Regions from separate parts of the Homo sapiens genome. Here region 2 is linked to region 1. Evidence: chromatin contacts called from ENCODE Hi-C or POLR2A ChIA-PET data. All regions are on one chromosome and are shown on one strand. Each heading gives the region's core, a stretch centred on a gene start or an enhancer-like site at or near the end of the contact. The rest is flanking DNA. Distances are from core to core; before and after follow the strand shown.

What was found. A loop is a pair of places that touch in the nucleus more often than their neighbours do. ChIA-PET counts read pairs that join two places held with the same protein, here RNA polymerase II (POLR2A). Pooled maps may share reads with other maps.
Region 2: a loop to region 1 is called in a map of PC-3, with 6 times the contacts of the local background. The contact joins two enhancer-like sites. A Hi-C loop is called at or near these places in 5 of 168 maps with a recorded cell type or tissue (IMR-90, MCF 10A, PC-3 and 2 more) and 3 of 50 pooled maps. POLR2A ChIA-PET finds 5 or more read pairs at or near these places in 9 of 52 experiments (A549, GM12878, H1 and 6 more).

The regions. Positions count from the first base shown.
Region 1 is chr2:45,941,581-45,949,275 of GRCh38, reverse strand. All of the region lies in intron 2 of PRKCE (protein kinase C epsilon), which reads right to left. Among named protein-coding and RNA genes, the nearest start is that of PRKCE-AS1, 270 kb to the right of the region's middle. Within about 2 kb of position 3,140, at least 2 of the 41 ENCODE cell types and tissues checked have a DNase peak (open chromatin) inside an H3K27ac peak, as active enhancers do; they include PC-3, where a contact is called at or near this core.
Region 2 is chr2:45,987,454-45,995,148 of GRCh38, reverse strand. All of the region lies in intron 6 of PRKCE (protein kinase C epsilon), which reads right to left. Among named protein-coding and RNA genes, the nearest start is that of EPAS1, 310 kb to the left of the region's middle. Within about 2 kb of position 2,793, at least 16 of the 41 ENCODE cell types and tissues checked have a DNase peak (open chromatin) inside an H3K27ac peak, as active enhancers do; they include PC-3, where a contact is called at or near this core.

The DNA.
Region 1 (7,695 bases), core at 1,891-4,390:
TGACATTAAAGGGTTAGTAAGGATGTAAAGCAACTCTTGCATACTGCCGGTGGGGATGTGAGCTAATGTAACCATGTTGATAAGCAATCACACAATAGTCAGCTAAGCTGAGGATGTGCATATTCTACAACCCAGCAGGTCCTTCCTCAGTATACATGTATATATCTTAGAGAGATTTGCACACTTATACCCAAGGAGACACATGCAACGATGTTCACTAGAACACTGTTTGTGGTCATAAAAAACTGAAAACAACTTAAATGTCTGCTAACAAATGAATGGGTAAAAACTGTGATACTGTATTGTCATTCGAGGAATAGCATAGAGAATTAAAATGAATGAACCAGATCTATATCACAGATAAATCTATAAAATTATGTTCCATTTAAAAAGCAAGTTACAAAACAATGTGTACAGTATACCATTTATATAAAGTAAAATTCACAAAACAAACATATATTGGCAGTCTTGTATATATTTTTTTAAGTGTTCACATATGAATGAGCTAAACACCAACTTCAGCCCAGGGGTTATCTCTGGGCAGACAGAAAGAGCAGGAATCCCCCAACAAGGAGACTTGAACTGACTCTGATGTTTTATTTCGTCAAGAAAGCAAGTGAAAAAAAAATTTTTTTAAGAGACAAGGTCTCACTCTGTCACCCAGGCTAGAGTGCAGTGCTGCTGGCATAGCTCATTGCAGCCTCGAGCTCCTGGGCTCAAGCAATCCTCCCACCTCAGCCTCTTGAGTAGCTGGGACTACAGGCATACACCACCATGCCAGCTAATTTTTAAATATTTTTTAGAGACAGGGTCTCAGTGTGTTGCCCAGGCTGCTCTTGAACTCCTGCCCTCAAGCGATCATCCCACCTTGGCCTCCCCAAGTACTAGGATTACAGGCATGAGCCACTGCACGCAGCCCGAATACAAAATTTTTATATTTGCTAACTATGGTTTATTAGGTTGTCACTAAATCATTCTTGCTTTTTCATCTATATTGGAAATATTTCCAATGTTTTTAAAGGCTCTGTATGTCTATGTGCCAATGAGCATTTGTTTTATTTTGCATGTGCCACGTTATGGGTATAGCAAGGAGACTTAACCCCAGTGCATTGAATTTGAAGATGTAACATGAACACTAATAAGTGATTGTTCTGCACAGTACAACTTTGAAACAGATGCAATTCACAAATTGTTCTCCAGTTATCAGCCAGTGCCTACCACTTAGATATAAGACATTCACGTAGGTGAGCAATGCCTGAACATGGTCTAGGATGGGGTGGCAGGTCAGTCTTATTACTGTACAAAAACAACACTGCGGACTTCACATATACGTAGTTCTCTAACTTCCTCCTGTTTCTCGTCATTTTTACAACTCCAAACTTTATTAAGTACAATAGGTTATAAAAGAAATATACACTTTAGAGCAAGAAATTTTGACTCGATAGTCCCACTTCAAAGAAAATCCTAAAGAAACGTTTTAATTCTACAGAAATGCTGTTTGTAGTAACAACCATCACCACAAGAAGTCTGGAAGCCTAAGTGCCTATCAATTGGAAAATAATTAAGCAAAATATCAAACTGACAGAATTATAAGGACTATAGACAACTGAAAACAGCACACTGTGACTGTAACCACACAAAAAGATGTCTCCAAGCTGCCAAAGATCAGATGATGATATGCAAAAGTTCAAATAGCTGTGTTAGTATTGTTATTAGGTTATTTTAGTATTATTTTATTTTAATATTGTTATTTTAGTTTGCATAATTTGTCTTAAGTAACAGTTTGAGATATAATTCACATACTATACAATTCACCTGTTGAAAGTATACCATCACTGGTTTTGTATATATTCTGTCATGTAATCATCCCTACAGTCAATTTTAGAACATTTTCATCCCCCGCAAACAGAAGTTCCACACCCTTTACCAGGCATCCCTCATTCACGCCTGCCTCTCTCCCCCACCCCCTGGCTCCTGGCAATCACTAATTTACTTTATCTCTATGGATGTTCCTATTTTGGACATATCACAAATAGAATCATACAATATGTGGTCTTTTGCAACTGGCATCTTTCACTCAGCATAGTGATTAAGGTTCATCCATATTGTAGCATGTCTCAGACTTCATTTCTTTTTTATTTCTGAATAACATTCGATTGCACAGATATACCACACTTTAGGTGGTACTGTTTTGCAATAACAATAAACACACCAGGTGATGGAGAGAGGTTGAGAGAGTTTTCTGTCTAGCCTATTCTGATGTGAATTCCTTTAGAGGGTGCTGAAAGATGAGAAGCTGAATATCTCATAGAGTCTAGGTCTACTGGGTTTGCTGACATCAGTCAGCAGTTCTTGGAGCTCCTGGCTGTGGCAAGCCCACCCAAGGAGACTTTACATATGCACAGTTAATAGGAGTTGACCCCTCTAAGGCGGAGTGATAGCTAAGGCTTGCACTGGTGCAGCATCCTGAACTGTTCCAGAACATGGTCACACCCATGTTTATTGATACTTTCTTTCCACCAAAATCCCATGGGGCAGGCAGGGGAGCTATTAACCCAGCATGTCATATTGGTACCTTTATCACAACCTGGTTCCTCTGGCTTTTAATTCACCTCCTCCTCCATGGAACTCCACCAAAAACTTCCTATAACTGGCTATTTCCCAGAGCACCAGCATGGATTTCACCAAGATTAGAGGCAATGAGCTGGCAGGGGGATTCTCACCATCGTTGACCTTGTTTGAACAAGAGCTGGAAGGCTGATGTCTTTGGGATTAGACAGTTCTGTTTTCTAGGCCTTTGCATTCTCTCCCATCAAATAGACAGATGTTTCCATTGTACCTGCTTCCCCTGTAAGCCCTGGGAAGAGCTGAGCCAGCACATCCCAAGGTTCTGACTTGGGTCATTTATAAACCGTATCATAAATTTTAAATGGAAAGTAGATTCAAGTGAAGAGAGCCAGAAAAAAAATGGAAAAGCAAATAGGCCAAATGGCCTCACTGCACTGTTAGTCATAGATGACCGGGCATAACTCACAAACCACCACAATCTTATCAAGAGTCCTGTGGTCTCAGAACCCAGTTGTGGGCAGGGATTTAAGGGATGCAGGGCTCCTCCTCATTCCTTTACAAAGTGGTTCTGCAAACTCTGGCCACCTTGGTTGGTATCTGGCCAACATCCTACGCCCTGGGAGGGCATGTGCCACATTCATAACCAATCCTGTCCAGAGCTATTAACAGTAGCCCTAGTCATTAATGAACACAAAACAACTTGTACATGCAGAGCACTGCACTGAATCCACCCCATTTTTTGGTTTATCATCACTACCATTCAACCATGGCTTCACACATAGGGATAAGTGGCCATTCATGTGGTGTCTTTTAAGGAGATAGAGAAGTCCTTCAAATGGTCTTCCCCCATCAGTACAGGACATTCCACCATTAACAAGTCATTCTTTTCTGTCAAGGGGTTGTATAAAGACAGACAGCCCTGGCTTTGCCAGATGCCTGTGTTCTAATCTGGCCCCCCACCAGTGGAGCACAGTTATGCAGCATCTCTTTAAAACTTCTCTGAGGAAGGGGTAATAAGAGTACCTGCCTTGCAGGGGACTGTGAGGGTTGAACGTGATAGCTCATGGAAAGCACTTAGTATGGTGCCTGGTACATAGCATGTGCTCAACCAGTGACGGCTGTGGTTGTGGTGTAGCCTGGCTGATATAGTTTCGACGTTTGTCCTCTCCAAATCTGATGTTGAAGTGTAATCCCCAATGTTGGAGGTGGGACCTGGTGGGAGGTGTTTGAGTCACAGGGCGGATCCCTCATGAATGGCTTGGGGCTGTCCTGATAACAAGAGTTCTTACTCTGAGTTCACATGAGATCCAGTTGTTTGACAGAGTATGACACCTCCCCGCTCTTGCTTCAGCTCTCGCCATGTGACATGCTGGCTTCCCCTTCACCGTCTGCCATGATCGTAAGCTTCCTGAGGCCCTCACCAGAAGCCAAGCAGATGTTGGTGCCATGCTTGTACAGCCTGCAGAACTGTGAGCCAATTAAACCTCTTTTCTTTATAAATTACCCGGCCTCAATAATTCCTTTATAGCAAGGCAAGAATGGACTCACACAGCAGCCTTCCCCAGGTGTTCCTCTGAAACTGAAATCCTCACAGAACACATCTTACTCTTAATGCATTGGTGTGGCCATCGTTTCCCTGCCTAATGCGAGAAAGTTTTGGCAATGGAAGGCTCAGGAAGGGGGGAAGTTGAAAGAGGAACAAGAAGTGGAAGAAGCATTACTGGAAAGGAAAAGGGCAGGGATAGGGAAGGCTGAGGGCACAAAAACAGGTGTCCCCACTCTACCTAGGGCCACCTCTGTATCCATTTGCAAAATGGTTTCAAAGGGAATCCGCCAACCTAAATGTCCAAAGATTTATAAGTGAAGTCACTTGAGGTTTTTGTGTTTTTGTTTTTAAATTGAGGATTGCCCAGCACAGTGGCTCATGCCTGTAATCCCAGCACTTTGGGAGGCCAAGGTGGATGGATCGCTTGAGCCCAGGACTTCGAGACTAGCCTAGGCAACATGGCAAAATCCTGTCTCTACAAAAAAAAAAAAAAAAAAAAAAAAAAATTAGCCGGGTATGGTGGCACGCACCTGTAGTCCCGGCTACTTGGGAGACTGAGGCGGGAGTATCATTCGAGCCTGGGAGGCTGCGGTTGCAGTGAGCTGAGATCACATCACTGTACTCCAGCCTGGGCGACAGAGCAAGACCCTGTCTCAAAAAACTAAATACATAAAAATAAATTGAGGACGAATTTACATAAAGTAAAACGTACAGATCTTAAGTTTACGAGTCAATAAGTTTTGAAAACTGTATACCAGCATAGCCATCACTCCAGTCTGAGCTGTGCCTTAGATACTATACTGGCTCAACAGCATTTCCTGTAGAGCTCATGCATAAGGAATGCCTGCTGCTGGAGAGACGCTGAGGCTTTTCCTACAGCCCTGGAACCCTGAGGCACCCCACAATATGGGGAACAAAAGGAGCATCAAAAAGTCCGAATGGAGCAAATGGACAGCAGTCAAAGCAGAATGGAGGGAAGAAATGAGTCACCAACGAAGTGATTCGGGCCTAAAAGGCTTTGGGATCAATGAATCTAGTCAAGAATATGCATAGAATGGCCCTGCAGGGTTGCCAACATGGTTGAGTCCTGGAATAGATTCATAATACCTATATTCTTTCCACATCTGACTCAGCCATCGCCCCCACCATCTATCTGCCTTTGAACGAATCACATCACAGCTCAATGCCTCAGTTTCCAAAACTGTAAAACCACGTGAGTGGACCAAACACTCTGTGCCTTTTCTAGCTTGAACAACTTAAACAATCCTGCGTTGATGATCTAGACTGGGCAGTTTCACTGCGCGGTCACTCCAAATTCACCTTTGTTTACTTAACACAGACACAGCCTCCCCTGCTGCTGTCTGGTGCATTCTGCAAACTGGGAACTCTCCTGACAAAGGGGACCCAGAAAGCAGGAGAGGAGGCTTGGTTTCTGCTAAGACGTGTAACTTAGCTGACATTTGTTATATCCTGGCGTCTGGTGAGAACTTTATATTCTGTGTCCTCCTCAAAGGCCTCTGAGACAGTGGAACTGGAAAACATTTAAGACAGAAAAAAAAAGGCTCTGGAAAGAAGGAATTCTGGCATGTTTCTGGCATGTGTAACCTCAACCATTTTGAGTCTTTGTGGGAGAAAAATAGTTAATCTTGTAAAACTAAATTACAACTAACCTGCAAGATCAAGTCCAAATGTTAGCGCCCCCTGGCAGACCTTCCTAAGCCCCGGCTAGAGGGGCTCACAGTGAGTTCCGTGGCCCTCTGCCCTATCCCTCTTTTGGCAGATGTACTCTGAGCTATAGGACCCACGTGCAACTCCTATGTGCTGGCTTAGACGCTATGGTTCTAAACTTTCATAGACTGGGTAACTGCTTTGCACATGATGACTGCGAAATCATTTTTTAAATAAAGGAATAAATGAATGTTAGTCTGCTTTGGAGTATATTTAATTGTGTCCTTTAACAAAGGAATTTCTTTTCTACAATATTCAAAAGCAGAAAATTACCTAAAATGAGCTCTTAAAGCCTCCTGAATCTTCACAGCTGAATCCTAGCGCCGAGATACAATCATCCTCTTTGGCTAAAATGATTCATCAATTTACAAAATGCCATAAAAGTAGAAATATTATGTGAAATAAATGGGAATTATGATCACATGTATTTGTGCAACACTTCTAAAGTATATTAAGAACAGCAGCAGCTAACTTCTGGGGAGTGGAGAATAAGAGGTTGGGGGGACAACTTTTCTTTTATACTTTTAAAGCACTGTTACTGTTAAATGTTTTACTGTAAGCATATTTCCACTGATGTTTAATTAAAAATGAAGTTTACAGAAAATTTTGATATATATACTCATTTAGTTACATGTGTACTATAATAAACATAATGCATTATAATTCATTTTATTGTTGAAAAAAACTGAATCTCAAGAAGATTAAGTGACTTTTTCCAAGAGTTAATCGCAGAATCATAAAACAAAGCGTGCTTACACAACAAAGCACAGGAAAGAGAGGAATTTGTATTCCATTCGTGTTCTAATCCTTCCTGCGGGGACCTCGTCATTAGACCAACAGTAATTTACTGAGTGCACACCCTACGCCATCCCCTGCTGTTCCCCTCATGAGAGCCACAGGGACCTTTCACATCACAACGGCTGCACGTTCCTCATATATGACATGTCACACATAATATGACAACATTAATTATAATAACATTTACAAGAGACTTGCTCTTTTATATCCTCTCAATGGATTTCAGGGAGGAACATACTGCCTATATGATTTTTTTCTCACTTGCACAATTTGGAAGTCATCAGCCACATGATGTCATTCTCCTAACCCACATGTAAACTTTGAGGCATTTCAGGGTGCACCCAGATAAGCATTGTCTTTGGCCAGAAACGCTTCTCTAATTGGTGTTTTTGGACCTTAACTAGCACAACGATTCAGCCTGTCAACATGTAACAGGTAGAATTAGAATCAATGTCTTATAGCAACTGCCTCAGATCAACATGAGACGTAAATGTTTCAAAGCCTGGCTCCCATACATCTCTAAGCAAGAGTGCTCACATTCCATGGACCATGCCAGAGGTGCCGTACTTCAAACTAACAAATTCATAACAGCAATTAGGTTTGGTTTCTAAGCATGTGCTTTGACAGCTCTTTGAAAGATGGAGCCAACTCAGAAAAAAACTTCAGCTACCTGCAGCAGCCTCTTGCTTGATTCTCCTGTTTTAATCAGGGTAGAAGAGGTAAAACTCTCCTCCAGCTAGTGTATTTTATCCCAATAAAGAACCTCCCCCTCCCCCATAATTAATGAATCTATGACCTCCTAGACAGAACTAGCCAGGGAAGGCTGTCATGTAATCAGACCACTCTGGGACTCCAGTGGACCGTAGAGGTTATCTAGGCCCTAACTTCAAGTCCCTCCCAGGCTCTTCCAGTGCATGCTTGAATTGCTCAGTGACCCAGGCACCACTCAATTTACAAAAAGCATCTTTAGCTCAGCAGGTCCTCAGTCCCTCAACAGATGGAATTGTGCTGACTGAATCTCCCCTCCCCTTTGTTAATTCAACTGCCCATTCTTC
Region 2 (7,695 bases), core at 1,544-4,043, 46 kb before region 1:
CTTAACAATAACAAAATGAATAACCCAATGGGCAAAAGACTTGAGCATACACCTCGCCAAAGAAGATATTCAGATGGTAAATAAGCATAGGAGAAGATGCTCCACTTCATGTGTCATTAGGAAATTACAAATTAAAACAATGAGATACCACTACACACCTATTAAAATGGCCAAAATACAAGGAGGTAACTGATAACACCCAATGCCATTCAGGATATGAAGCAACAGGAACTTTTTATTCATTGCTGGTAGGAATGCATAGTGGTCCAGCCACTTTGAGAGACAGTTTGGCAGTTTCTTACAAAACTAAATATACCATTACCATAAGATCCAGCAATTACACTACTGATATTTACCCAAATGAGGTGAAGAGTTATGTTCATATAAAAACCCGCACATGGATGTTTATAGCAGTTGTATTCATAATTGCCAAAACTTGAAAGCAAGCAAAATGTCCTTTAGTAGGTGAACGGATAAACTATGGTATATCCAGACACTGAAATATTATCCAGCCTTAAAAAGAAGTGAGTTAGCAACTGTGAAAAGACATAGCAGAACATTAAATGCATATTGCTAAGTGAAAGGTGCCAATCTCAAAAGGCTATCCCCTGTATCATTCCAACTATAGGACATTCTGGAAAAGGTAAAACTATGAAAATGGTAAAAAGTTTAGTGGTTACCAGGGGTTAGGAGAGAGGGAGGGATGAAGAAGCAGAACACAGAGGATTTTTAGTGCAGTAAAACTATTCTGTAAGATACTATAATGGTAGATTCATGTCATTATACATTTGTCCAAAATCATGGAAATGTACACCACCAAGAGTGAGCCCTAATGTAAACTATGGACTTTGATGATGATGTGTCAATGAAGGTTCACTGACCGTTAACAAATATACCACTCCGTTGCAGAATGCTGATGGTGAGGGAGGCCGTGCATGTGTGGAGGCAGAAGGTTTGTGGAAAATCTTTATACCTTTGACCTATTTTGTTGTGAACCTAAAACTACTCTAAAAAGTAAAGTCTACTAAAAATGTTTAAAAACCAAAACTGTTCCTGGAGTGAAGCCAGGCAGGATAAGCAGCCAGATCTCCGTAATGCTCTACATAACCTGGTCACCTGTCTGGAGAGAGCCCCCCCAGACCAGCCTGGACAGTTCAACTGAGCTACTGAACCCAAGATGCCCATTGGGCTAAAGGTGGGGGTGGGGTGAGGTGGTGGCAGGGTGGCTTTCTCAGGACAAAAACAAACAAGAAAACTCCAGCGCAGCCAGGCCATGGCACCGACTTGACTAATGGAGTTATCACTAATAACTCTGATCCGCGGGCTGATCAGAGACCAGGCAACAGCACTGTGCCCAGAATTCTGTCCCCACTACCCTGCCTCATTGCATCAGCTGCCCTTTGATGCTCATTCACCACACCTGCTCCACCCACCAAACCCATGAAAGCTGTCTTCTGCCTCTCTGTGAAGTGACGGAAAAGAGAATAAAAGAGCCAAGTTGAGAATTTCTTGAGAAGGGCAACTAACTTGTCTACATAACTTGACCACTAGCTCCCTCTGGTGTTGAAATGCCAGACCTGTCTGTCCTGACAAAACAACTTGGGCTGGCAGGTCGGCAAAGGGGGTATCTTTTTTTGGTTTTGGTTTTGAGGACTTTGCCTTTTATTTTTAAAAAGTCTGCTATTTCCCCTGAGTTATGTACTCATCTTAATATGTAAAAAAAATCTCAATCACACATCAGTTAGCATGCACGATGTGAGATAGTGACTTTGAAAGTGCTTTGAAAAGTCTGGAAATGCCAGGGCAAAGTGGTGAGGAAGGGGAGCTCCAGTTACTCTGGGCAGCCATAACGGGAGCAAGATGGGCTCCTGGAGGCTGCAGGTGTCACTGGGAGGCCACAGACCAGCAAAGGACAGTGGGCGTCCCTGTTGGAACCAAAAGAAACCTGAGATGCATTTGCATTAATGTGGCCAAATGAACCACCCACCCCCACCCCTCACAACACTACTGGGGAGCACCAAGGCCAAAGGCCGTGAGCCCCTGCTGCCAATCCACTCCCAGCCCTAGGCTGCCCTTTAAGGCTTCTCTTTCCAGAATGCCTCTCAGTGCTCACTTTCACTGGTTTCATTTGGATAAAGTTGTACCGGGAAGAAATAGATCTGCTTTGCCAGGGGCTCTTACAAAAAGAGAAGCGCTCTTCTACTACTACCCAGCTATTCACCACACATTTGTTGAGGACCTACTATGTGCTGGGTGGTGCAGCAGCAGCAGTGTTGTCTGGGGACACACTGGGGTTCAGGCACTCTGACTTTCACCTTCTATCACACATCCTACCGTCATTTGGAGAGACTTGGTTTCCATGTTTCCACCCTTTTTATAGCTGAGATTGAAGCAAAAGGCAGGCCAGGCTCCTGGGAATTCCTCCAAAGCAAGCAGACAACCTTCTGGGAATGGTGACAGAGCCACTCCTAAGGAGGGGCCCAGGCCCATGTATGCTGCAGGAATTTCTTTATGTTGGGGTAATTTGGCCCTTGAGGGTGAGCCAGGGCAATGGTTTGATTTCATAACAGGTTCCAGTCATGCCAAGCTCAGAGACAGAGAGCAAATATTTGCAAATGGGAAATTGTGTGCTTGTGCAATGGAAGTTGGCAGGGGTGTGAGAGTGAACGACCGCAAAGTCGTTCACGCAGAATGAGGAGAAAGGAGGTAAGAGGGATGCCCCCCTGGGGTCATGCTGGGCCAAATGTCATCACCAGAAAGAGATTTTGGAGTCCTGATCACACCAGAACCGTGACTCAGAGCTTTCCGGGGACCACGATCGGCCGCTTGTCTGCTACCCAGCATTCCTCAGATCAAAGCTCAGACTGAATTTTCAGCCAATCTGCCACGTGTACAGGGGACATTCTCATGGTCCCCAGGCATTGTGGATGTTACTGCAAAGGATTCTGAGTCAACCAAAGCACTCCTGTGGCATTCTTTCTCCCTACACCCCTTTCCAGGCCCTCTCTTGCCTGTAAATTGCTCACACTTATTTCTGACTCAATGCCTGAATTATCGCCTATGATTTCACTTATTATGTTCAATGACCAAGCACAGTGCAAGTTTCTAGAGAACTAAAGTAATGTTTTATCTCCAGGTTCACCACGACGCCTTGCACAAATCAGGACAACATGCTTTTCAGTTATTCTAACTCTACGGAAAGTAGTAGTACTACAGTGGCATAAATGACACCTCTCAGACCAGACCCAATAGATAACAGGGAACTAGAATCCCAAGCTCACCATGCAAGCCACACAAATTAAACGTCAATGAAAAGGAAGGTAAAGCAGTCCATTAACATGGCTTGACTTTAAAGCAAACAAGTAAAAGTGCCCTTATGTAATTCCCTCCTTGTATAATTCAACCACAAAAAGACAAGGGTTTAAAGTGATTGTTTGATTTCTGTGGGCCTTTCTTTCATAATTATTCACACATATGCATGAAAAGGTATGTATGAGGATGTCTGTGACAGCATAAATTAAAATGGCGACAACACACAAACCAGTAAACATCCATCAAGAGGGCAACATTTTAAACAATCTACGGAACATCCACAATGTGGACTCTTTCTAGTAAGTAAAGTAGATGTCTGTACACTGCCTTGGAAATACTCCAAGACATACTGTAGAAAAGCAAATTATATAACTATGCACGGAGGATTGAATTAACAAATATTTATTGGATGTCAGTGTGCAGGCACTGTTCTAGATGCTGGGTAAACAGAGAATAAAACAGACAAAAAAAAATCTCTGTCCTCATGGACCTTGTATTTGGATTGGGAGAGACAGAAATTAACATTATAAGGTCTGGCGTGGTGGCTCATGCCTGTAATCCCAGCACGTTGGGAGGCTGAGGTAGGTGGATCACTTGAGGTTGGGAGCTAAAGACCACCCTGGCCAACATGATGAAACCCCATCTCTACTAAAAATGTAAAAATTTGCCGGGCGTGGTGGCAGGTGCCTGTAATCCCAGCTACTTGGGAGGCTGAGGCAGGAAGATCACTTGAACCCAGGAGGCAGAGGTTGCAGTGAGCTGAGATTGCACCGCTGCACTCCAGCCTGGGTGACAAAGTGAGACTCTGTCAAAAAAAAAAAAGAAGAAAGAAAGAAAGGAAGAAAGAAAGAAACTAACATTATACAAGTAATTTAGACTGGGTGCAGTGGCTCACACCTGTAATCCCAGCACTTTGGGAGGCTGAGGAGGACGGATCACTTGAGGTCAGGAGTTTGAGACCAGCCTGGCCAACATGGTGAAACCCTGTCTCTATTAAAAATACAAAAATTAGCCTAGTGTGGTGGCATGCACCTATAGTCCCAGCTACTCCAGAGGCTGAGGCAGGAGAATTGCTTGAACCTGGGAGGTGAAAGTTGCAGTGAGCTGAGAGCCGAGATCATGTCACTGCACTCCAGCCTGGGCAACAGAGCGAGACTCCATCTCAAAAAAAAAAAAAAGAAAGTAATTTAGAATATTAGAAGATGATAAGTGCTATGTTAGAAAAAAAAGCAGAGGAAGTAAGAGACGAGAGACAAGAGCTTGAGAGCTACCCAGTGGTCAGGGTAGACCCCATAGACAAGACGATTGCATTTGTGAGGAGGCGAAGGGGATGTGGATGGGGAGGTGCAGGTGTGCCAGGCAGCCCCTAAGCTGCCTCCTGATTGCCCCTGCCTCATAGTGTTCATGCTTTTATGTAACTCCCTCCCTTGGAGAGGACTGGACGTAGTGATTCTCTTCTAATGAACAGAAAACATCAAAAGCGATAAGATGTCCCATTGCCTCGTGTCTGGGGCATCTTTTCTCACTTTCTTGTTTGCATTGAAGGAAGCCAGTCACTGTGTGGAGAGGCCCATACGGCAGAGAACTGATGTTTCTGGTCAGTGGCCATGTGGGCGAGCTTGGAAGTGGATCCTCTTCCAGTTGAGTTTTCAGATGAGACAACAGCCCCAGCTCTCAGCTTGACTGAAACCTCATGAGAGTCAGATGCACCCAGCTAAGCTCCATCCAGATTTCTGACCAGCGGAAACTCTGAGAAAATAAGTATTGGTTGTTTTACACCACTATGTCCTGGGGTCATTTGTTATGTAGCAATAGACTCTAACGCAGTGTGTGTGAGTATCCGTGCAGCAAAGGCACACAAAAAGAGGACATTTTTAGAAGTAAGAGGACCCATAGCACATTTTTAGAAGTCTGAGGATGAAAGTGGAAAGAGAATATAAAGAAAGCCTTTAATATTTTTAATATATATCTAACTTCAGTCTTGCTTGGATCTTTGACAGTAAGAACAGTGAGAATGTATTTATGTATTGTGCTCTTTATAATTCTAAAAATAAAAGTTGAAGTTACGACAAGGGACCTAGCTGTTAAAAATAGTAAAGGACTGACATTTTCAGAAATGTTGAAAATTAAAAATTATTCTGCATGTTTTTAGTGTTTTTAAGTATCCAAAATACTTTTTTTTTTTTTTAAACAAGGAAAGGAAGGAAGGAGGGAGACAGGCAGGCCTTTCTTTCATCTTTATGGCTCTGCACAGCCACCCCAAGGTATGTGGCTAAGATCACTCCATTTTTATTTTTTATTACTGTCCTCAGAAGGGAAGAGGGCAGTTGGGGTTAAAAGCCAAGGGCACTAAGCCAGGGTGACCTGCTTGCAACCTCCCAGCTAGGCAGTACCCAAACCAGGACAGCTCCTCCAAATCCTAGCCTGTGATCTCTTCAGGCCACCACTCCTGTTTACTACTTACTGGAGAGGAGGGGACACCCTGTCCCCTTGGCCCCTGAAAACAGCCGCAGATCAGAGCAGTTATTAAGATGTGTGTCAGAGAGAGGCAGGAGCGAGGAAGAAGATTCTTTAGGAATCTCCAGGCCAGGTCTTCGTGGAGTACACCTTCCTCCCTGTGCCTCGTCCCCTGTCCTGGAGGACAGCAGGTGCAGAGCATTCACCCCAGATGGGGATGAGAAAAAGCAGGGCTTCCGCTTCCACAGGCCCCCGCAGGCCCAACTGCAGGCTCCGTCAGGAGGTCTGGCTTTCCTGTGAAGTTGCCCCTTGGTGCCCGATGACTTCAGAGCAGCTGTGCTGAGACATGAGTGTGGGGGATGGGACGGGGGCAGGTGAGAACTGGATCTTCTCTAGAGAAGGAAACTGCAATCAAAGGGTATTGGGTGTCTCTGCCTCCAGGGGCCACTGACTCCATGTGTCAATGGGAAAATAAAACAGGTGGAAAAGGGCCCCAGAGAGGCCCATGGTGCCAGTGAACCTGAGATTGGAGAAGGCAGCACTGTTCCAACAAAGTGCAGAATGAAAAGGCTACAAATGCCCGAGACTAGCGATGCTGCTCCTGGAACCTGGGAAGCTGATTTCTGGACTGTTTAATAGTGGTTGAGGGGCTCGGACAGACCCACGAATGAGTCTGGAGAGACTCAGACGCAGCAGGCACTTGAGTCACAAAATGAAAGAAAGAAATGAACTATTTTGCCTGCTCACTTTGTGCCAGCATTTTTCTGCCCTCGGTTAAGGATCTCAGTTACCCAATGATCGTGTGAGCATCCTGCAAGGGTCTGGCCCCTCTGTGGCTGTGGGCTGCAAAGGACAAGGGCTGGTTGCCCCACAGTTCCTGGTTGTATGCCCTGCATGCACCCACTCTTTCCAGATTTCCATTTCCTTGTCATAAAAGCAGACATAATTATGCTCCCTCTACCTGGCTGACAAAGGGACAGTCCCCAGAAGGGTACACACACAATGCTTGAACCTGTGTGGCTCAGACAGTTTTAGACTGGAGAAAGAGTGACCAGGACAGTCTCATGGATCCCTCCTCGTAGACCCAAGCTCTGAAGAAACCTGTTTTGCTGAAAATACTGTAATCTATTTCCAGGAATGGGAACGGGAATGGCAAAAAAGCTGAAGCCATAGGGCAGCAGGCCAAATAGATGATCTCCAGCCAGGACCAGGGGACCAGAGCTCCAGCCTAGCAGGCCCTGCTAGCATGGTCCAGCAAGACAGAAAGCCTGGCTGAGTCTTCCTAAGCAGCAAAGGGTGGCATAGGGCACCTGCCAAAGCCAGGAACAGGGCCAGGCTGCATGGGTGCAAGAGCCAGCTTCATAGGGACTTGCTCGGGGATGCTTGCAGGTCACTAAGTCTTGATTTCTTTTTCTTAGTAATCATAGTAGCAGAACCAGGCTTAGACCTGGGCACAAGCAGCCCCTGCCTTGGGCCCATGCTGGCCTCTTCTGGCCATGACCCCTCTCCACAGGGTAAGGAGTCTACAGGGCCAAGAAGCCTTAAGGAGGAGAAAGGATCTAAAGAGATAAGTGGAAGCAGGCAATTTTCCAGGGCCATCCAGCTAATCTGTATGATACTATCATGGTAGATAACGAGCACTGTCCATTTGTCCAAATCCACAGAATGCTCAACACCATGAGTGGATCCCAAGGTAAACCACAGACTGTGAGTGATAATGATGTGCTGTGCAGGTTCCGTGGCTGTGCACGTGTGCTGCTGTGGTGGGGATGCTGGTGGGGGGAGGCCATGTGTGTTGGGGGGCACATAATACAGGGACTCTCTGTACTTTCTGCTCAATTTTGCTGTGAACCTAAAAATGCTCTTAAAAAAATAAGGTTTCTTAATTAAAGAGAGAGGAAGACAAAGAGAGAGGGAGAGGGAGAA